Regions from separate parts of the Mus musculus genome. Here all the other regions are linked to region 3. A link is a loop called in an ENCODE intact Hi-C map of the cell type or tissue named here. Cell type or tissue: heart. All regions are shown on one strand.

Region 1 (2,500 bases), 57 kb before region 3:
ATTAATCCTCATGCTGATTTACCCACGGACTAGTACTTAAAATCTTCCAGGGACTTAACACAAATCAGACAATAGGTCAGACTTTGAATACAAGTGTTGAATTCTTCTTCAAGCACACATGATACAAGCATGCACTGAAAAGTATACTACAGAAACACTATACCATCCACTGTTATGCTATAAGTTAATGTACCACTAGAAGTATTTTTTAAAGCCCTGGGTTTAATGCCACTACCAGAAAATAATTATACAGAAAGTATCTTTGTGTTTCTGTATTCCACAAGAGTACTAAGCCCCGTGACTGTGACATTTCCTCTGTGTGGTACTACTGTTATTCTGAATGTTCAGTTGCAGAGCTGAACCCCTCATCATTGGGTGCCTGTGTGACAGCTAAGAGTCTTCTAATGACCTCCCCTCTTACAGAAATTTAGGAGCGGCGTTTCTTACATTATGAACAATGTACAGCATGCACTTGAAACAATTATGGTAAGCTTAATCATTTTTATTAACAGTTTTCACTTAAACAGTGCTTCTGCCACATTGTAAAAGGCATTTATCTTCAGAGATATGCAAATCATGTCATAGCAGCAAAAGAAAGATAAAAATGAAGGTTGGTTTCACAAGAGTTGGCACTGTGATTATGAGCCTCAGAGGAATAGAACGAAATTTATTTTGAGTTCTCCATTCTGTGTAGAAGTCATTCTAAAACTCTTAGAAGGAGAAAGTGTTTTTGAAAAATAAAAAGAGAGATTAGAAAGGAAACACAGTAGGCTGGAGCATGAAAGAAAACAAGAAGTTCTCTCAATGGGGGAGGTGCAACGCCCACTCGCCTATGCATTCTGCCTGGAGGGGAATTTTCTTCTCCTCTCCAATGAAATACTCTGCTCATCCAGCAACCACAGAGCCTTCCCACATTGGGCACTGCCCATTGTCTACCCTGGGAACCAATGTCTGCAGATAGCATGAGGCCCTAGGAGCTGTGTTCCATGGATATGTTCAGATTTTTATCATGTTTATAACATGCCAATCCCAGCTTAGAGCAAGCTACATCTTTGAATTACTTATGAGCACACAACTAAGAATATCCAGTAGGGGATGTATGTGATACAAAATGTCTACCCAAAGACAGCTGCCCTATCACTGTGTTGTAAAAACAAATCCCAACAATACAATTTAGTATGTCTACAGAGTCCATGTTTGCAGTATCAAATATAAGACCCGATTAAAAATCACATGAATTTTCACTTCTAACACAAACATGAACTGAGTCACCTCATAAGCCAAACATTTTTTTCACATATAAACTCCACTTTGTGAACTTTATTTCTCCCTTCTTCCTAGTAAAGTGTCATTGTCTTCAAGTCTCATTCAATGCCATGCTGTGTCACAATCCAAAGCTGTCCCCGAAGTTTTTTCCTTGATGAGTGGAAACAGGGTAGAGAGCTTTAGTCTGTTCAGATTTTAAAGTATGGTGCATGATCGAGGTGGAGGCATGTTCTTGATTTTCTCTATCTCTTGACGTAGTTGCAAGCTCTCATTCTGGAATCCTTGCTTGAGAAGTCTTTCCTGTTCCTAAAATGGAGATGGAATTTGAACTCAGAAGGCATCCCATGCCACATTCCTCAGACTCACACAGACTCTGCTTTGGTAGATACACTGAACCCTGGGGGGATTTTGACATTTTTCTCAAAAGTCTTTTTTATTCTTTAACTTCCATGATTCCTCTCCCCTGTCTTGTACACACACACACAAACACACACACACACACACACACACACACACACACACACATATTTCTTTCTCCAGTTTTAGAAATGTAGACTGACAGTTCTGAACACCAGTTCCCTAAAGCACTCAGGTCCAGTTCTTACATCATTTGACTCATGGAAAACACAATTTTGTATAAAATCAGCACCAGCTTGCCTGTTCTTCTTTGCCTCATCTCTAAGCCGTGCTGTGCAAATTCTCAAACACATGAAAGAAGGTGATAAAGAGGGGCTTAAACCAACCGGAATGTCACTATCTGAATCGGAATCAGGACAGGTGGTGTTCAATCAGTGGATTTACTACTTGTCCCAGTTGTAGTAACCAAGACAGAAGACATATTGAAGCAAGTGTGTCTTCAGTGCTCAGGCAGTTTCATTAACAACAATGGAGGCTTAGTGTAGATGTGGAGGAATGCCCAGAAAACAAGATGTTATGGGCAATTTGAGCATTTAACCACTTTGCTTAAAGATTTGAGACTGACTCTGCTCTTTGAGATGCTTCCAGTGTTAAGAGCATTCTAGGTGTGGCAGACACAAAATTTCTACTGATCCCATTCAATATAAAAAAATTAAGAGCTGAATATTATGTCATAGAATATGATGCAAAAAGCCATTTTACATGTAGATATTACAATTACTCTATTTAGGACAGGAGAAAATAATAGTCCTTGATAAGTTAGTTGAGGATTCTATCACAGAAATCCTAGATAACACCTGAGGAGAATTTGCAATTC
Region 2 (2,500 bases), 67 kb after region 3:
GCTACACTCCCCCCTTTGCCCTATTCTACCACCCTTCTTTGCCTTCCTGTGCTTTGCAGAGCAAGAAAACACTCTCTAGTAAGACTTTGGTGTCATTTTACCGCTGTTTACATTTCTTCCAGTATTTATAATCTTCTGTCACCCTTCCCATGTGCCTACAGGTATGTTTATCAGGAATTGTTGGGTCATGTTTTTAAAATAAGGAGCTAGTGCTTTTGTCTTTCTATGCTGCCTTTGCAGCAGCTATTCCAGGTCAGGCAGTGGGATGCTGCATGACAATAGCAATCATTGAAAATAGTACCCTGACTTTGGAAGCCCCGTGGAGGACAGGGGTACAGCTGATACGGCAATGGTTCCAAGGCTTTGACCAAATGCACAGCCAGCAACAGTATTCATGCCATGAGGCGTTTCTGAACTATGAACTACAGAAGTTCCCAGTGGATATATGTGTCTAAAAATAGTCTTCAAGAGTACCCTTGGAGTCTGGAGTCTTGGCTCAGTAAGTGAAGTGTTTGCCATGTAATCATGAGGACCTGAGTTCGAATCCCCAGATCCCACATAAAAGCTACCTGCTGTAGTATGCATCTGTAACCCCAGCTCTCTTTTAAGCAAAACTAGGAAGCAGATAGGGCCATCCTCGGAAACTTGTGGGGCCACTGGCATATATTATGCAATAGAAAACAATGAAAGAGGAGTTGTCTTAAGCAAAGTGAAAAGCAACCTGCCTCATCTAATTATGGCCCATGTGTGAGAGCATCTTAGACACCTGAGCATGCATATACACACTGGGGAGAGGAGGAGAGAGAGAGACAGAGAGACTGGGAGATCAAACGCATGTACAAGATAGAAACACCACAGGGGTAAGTGGTTTAATTGCCCTTGAACTTGAATTTTGTAGTTGGCTGTCCCTGTGTGTGTGTGTGTGTGTGTGTGTGTGTGTGTGTGTGTGTGTTTAAATCACATTCCTGTTTTTGCTATTTGAGAAAAGCAGCTGAATTCTTAGAAATGCCCAAGTTACCTCAGAGGTCCAGTTGCTTTCAGATTCCAGACTTAGATTTCAGGAAGTGCCGTTGCAAAGAGCTGTGCTTTGGCTTCAGCGCTCACTTTCCTGTGGGGAGAACACTCCTGCCAAGCTGTTTGAAAACACAACACCTGGAAGTGTGCTCAGTTTGGAGAGCAAACTTCCTCCTGGGTTGGATTCCAGAACCACCCTCTCTTATCATGCAGCGCTTGTTTGTTTAACATCTTTGTAGGACTAGACTACCTGTAGAATGTAGATAGGCCCGCTGCCAGGGCATGTCATAATGCTAATCACCGTTTGATCTGTTTTCATTGTGCTCTCAGTGAGAGACACAGTGACTTCTAACACACACACACACACACACACACACACACACGCACAGGCACACGCACACACATGCACACTGAATAATTATATCACTTGCTCAACATTTATAAACACTTCCTATTGCTCAGCATAGCCAGTCTGCAGTTTCTTACATAGTCTGCCCCCTGCTGTCCTTTTGTAGCCTCAGTCTATCTCCAGTTGACCACAGAATCCCATACACAACCTCAACCAAGAGTTTCACACAAAATCCTTCTGCCTAGAACTCCTTTTTATCATGTTTTATCTGAGTACATTGTACTCCTTAAAAAATTAATTTATCTTAATTCTATGTCCCTCAGGAAAGTATTTCTGTCTGAGAATAGAGGGTCTCTTCTCCATACCTACAAGCAAGAAAAATTATCGCCTGCTCCCTTACAGTGCTTAGCGGAAATTGAAATATTCTGCACGACTGTTTAATGTCTTCTTTGTAAAATACAAAACAAAGCAGCACAAGAATCATGACTTCTGACTGTGGCTACATCCCGACTGCCTTCACTCACGCCCAGTCCATGTCAGTGCCCAGTACATAGTCACTGAATGAGCAGACGAGAGCAATCATGTTGGAAAGGGATACTCTACTGTCTCTTTTCACACAGGAATTTTACTTTTTGCATCTGAAATCTGAATACAAGTTCCCTCCCACAGTTCTGGAGGCACGACGTGTGGGATGGAAGATCTCATCATCATGACATGTGTTCCCTTGCTGTGGTCCTCAGCAGGATACAACATCTTCCTACTATGTGAGATTTTGGTCCAGGGGTTCTCCAACCCAAAAGAAATCCATGACCCAAAAAGGATATGTACCTTGTAAAAAGAGTAAGCTTGGAGCTTTACTTATTCTAGTTTTACAATTATAACAATCTTGTAGCATTTTAATCTAATACTAATTATTTAATGCTTTAAACAGAAAATGAAAATTATTGTGAGACTTCTGATACTGTTGATTTTTTAATCCGGAAAGCAAGAAAAATTACTAAGCAGATGACAATGAAAATAATTAAGGTGAGCATTTTTACCACAGTGTATCAGCTTACTAGGGCTCCTTTAGCTGAGGACCATGCTCCTCTTGTGTTTCCTGAAGGCTGTGTCCTTCCCACAAACAAAATACACCAA
Region 3 (2,500 bases):
TCCCCTCTCTCCATGTGACCATGGCCAGCCTCTACTTCTCTCCTCTCTCCTCTCTACCTTTCTCTGCCTCTACTACCCTCTTAACTCCCCTTCCCATGCCCCGAATAAACTGTATTCTACACTATACTGTTGTGTGGCTGGTCTCTCAGGGAGAAGGGATGCCTCGGCATGGGCCCACAGAGTCCCCCACCTTCCCCCACACCCCACCAGAACGTATTCTTATATTCTTTATCTTTTTATGACCACAGCAAGAGGGATCAGACTTTTCCACGAGATCACCCTAGAAAAGTGTGCTCAGCTCTACATTAGTCCAAGGAAATTATCCCTATACACCCCAAGGACACTCACCATGGTTCCGTCCTGCAAGACGATTCATGAGGTAGGACTTCCCTGTACGATATAAACCAACAATGGCCACCACCACCAGAGGCTGTGCTATCTGCTCAAGAATCCTTATGGCTTCCAGATTTACTGTCAGCTGATTTTTCCAATTTTCCACCAGACAAATGGGTGCCTCCATGGTCCACTCGGAAGCTGCAGAACCCTGTAACCCAGAACAGTCGCTCACTGAAATATGGGATCTTAAAATCGTCTGTTGTCATCACCCAAGGCAGACACATGTCGGTTTTTGTTTGCGCAACACGTATCTCAAGTTCTGTATGTTTCTAAAGTGGGAAATGAACTCAGCCTTCCCAAACCTGTTACAGTATTTCTCATAGAATATATCACGATTCTTCTTTGAACTATGAAAAGTATTCTCCGGCTTCTTAAAAAATAACATGAGAAAGCCAACAACACTGATGTCTGAGACTGAGAGCACTCGGGTTTTGCAGCGGGTGAGGCAAAAACGCACGTGGCAAAGTTGCAAAGTGGGTAGAAAGGTTTCCTGGCATTCTGAGAGAATTTGAAGTCTGTTTCAGTATGAGAAGTTTGCCGGGTGTGTGTTGGGCACTGCCTTAGGTGGCTGTTATCAAAGAATAAACTAAATGAGTGCAATTTCCTACCTTGGTGAGCCTCTGTTCAAATGGGAGAGAAAACGAAGCAGAAAATGAACACACACACACACACACACACACACACACACACACACACACGTGCCCGTGCGCCCACACACGCCTTAGAATAAAGTAAGTATAGAGCGAGGTAGGGACATTGGAGGTTGAATTCAGATAAATAAAACAGGGACTGACTCCAGCAAAATAAGATAAAATGAAGCCTCTTAGTGACACCTTTGAGGACAGATGTCTGCTATCAAGAAAACATTGCGGACACAAGGAAGCAAACTGGGGGAAGCTACCCTACAAGAGGCTGCAGTACTACTGAGTTTGGCTCCTGGGTACCAGGCTCTCACCACCAAGGATGGGCCTTGGTCATTGTCTCCCAAGCCAGAGGGGTTATTGAATGAAGACCCAAGAAAAGCAGTACATGCACGCTTGGCCCGCCAGGTGGCGCTCTGCAAATGGCCACAAGACCCTGTGAGGTCTGCAGCTTGCACTGGCTTGCCCACCAGGGTGAGTCTGCCACCCCAGAATGGAGATGTCCTGGCAATTTCGCCGGCAGCGTCTGTTGAGAGAAACACATGTGGTTACTCACCCAGGCACTGGCTCTGTAACAGGGACAGTCCTCAGCCAACTTAGTTCTTTCCCTGAGCTTCCTACTGCTCCAGGCTCCTTGGAGCAGCCACTGTTAGAAGTGGCAAAGTAACAGCCGCCCAAACACAAATTGAGATAAAAGGAACTGAAATCGAAACCATGCTCCTTGCTTGATGACTCAGTCAGTCGTTGAGGGCTTGAACAAAATAACAGAATTTGTGACCTCAGCTGAGCTGAGGAATTTCCCAGATCCCCCCGAACTTTCTGCAGTTATCACCCCGCCACATCTTGCAGATTGAGACTTTTTTTCTTTCCTACAGTGTGTTCCATCACCGATGCAAAAAAAAAAAAAAAAAAAAGGAGAAAACAGAATCACACTTGGCACACAAGTCTGTCTGTAGTACTCACCAGGGAACACTACTAATCAATGATTGTCATTGCGTTTTCTGGGTCCCCTGCCCTCTTGGATTTAGACTGCAGTCTAAATCAGCAGTGTGGCCTCCTCCTTTCCCTCCACACATTTCAGAGGAAATGCTCCCTCAGATGCAGCAGGAGAAAATAGCAGTCATTATACAACCTGAACTCAGGCTGTGAATTCGAGCCAAAGGCGACGACTGGACTTCCCCCCAGCAGAAAAGCCCTTTCTCCTCCCTTTCTTGTGTTTTCCAGGGATCTGGGAAATAGAAACTGAAACTGTGTCCTGACATGAACCAGCTTTGTTTAGGGAGTCAAAGATGATTGCTCAAGCCCTGGGTATCCTAGCCTTTTTGTTAAAGGAAAACAAGTCCCCAGTTTCCTTAAAGTGCATATCTGCTGTCAGCTCCCTGTTAGAGTCTTTAACCAAAGTGTTATAAAGATGGTGAACTATAGAGATGGCCACTGTTTACAGTGCAGCTTGCTTGGCAAGA

Evidence for each region. Hi-C counts contacts between places; a loop is a spot of excess contacts. Peaks named below come from ENCODE experiments on the same cell type or tissue, not always from the same donor. Only the 100,000 strongest peaks of a DNase experiment are listed, where the experiment ranks them.
Region 1: it touches region 3 in a loop (4-fold over the local background); 12 of 42 quality-filtered maps call a loop at or near these places.
Region 2: a loop joins it to region 3, with 9 times the contacts of the local background. A loop is called at or near these places in 32 of 42 quality-filtered maps.

The regions. Positions count from the first base shown.
Region 1 is chr3:142,617,167-142,619,666 of GRCm38, reverse strand. It overlaps Gbp2b (guanylate binding protein 2b), which reads right to left. Exons shown (of 11, transcript NM_010259.2): 11 at 491-1,572. The coding sequence ends at 1,462. Among named protein-coding and RNA genes, the nearest start is that of Gbp2, 2.2 kb to the left of the region's middle. In heart, a CTCF peak has its summit at 1,102; no DNase peak of the experiment used is centred here.
Region 2 is chr3:142,492,644-142,495,143 of GRCm38, reverse strand. No RefSeq gene overlaps it. Among named protein-coding and RNA genes, the nearest start is that of Gbp5, 3.0 kb to the left of the region's middle. In heart, a CTCF peak has its summit at 1,537 (motif pointing left); a DNase peak (open chromatin) is centred at 1,283.
Region 3 is chr3:142,559,784-142,562,283 of GRCm38, reverse strand. Gbp3 (guanylate binding protein 3) reads right to left here and starts at 1,928. Exons shown (of 11, transcript NM_001289493.2): 1 at 1,594-1,928; 2 at 349-544. The coding sequence starts at 520. In heart, a CTCF peak has its summit at 1,469 (motif pointing right); DNase peaks (open chromatin) are centred at 1,483 and 2,213; H3K4me3 peaks cover 1,116 bases; H3K27ac peaks cover 249 bases.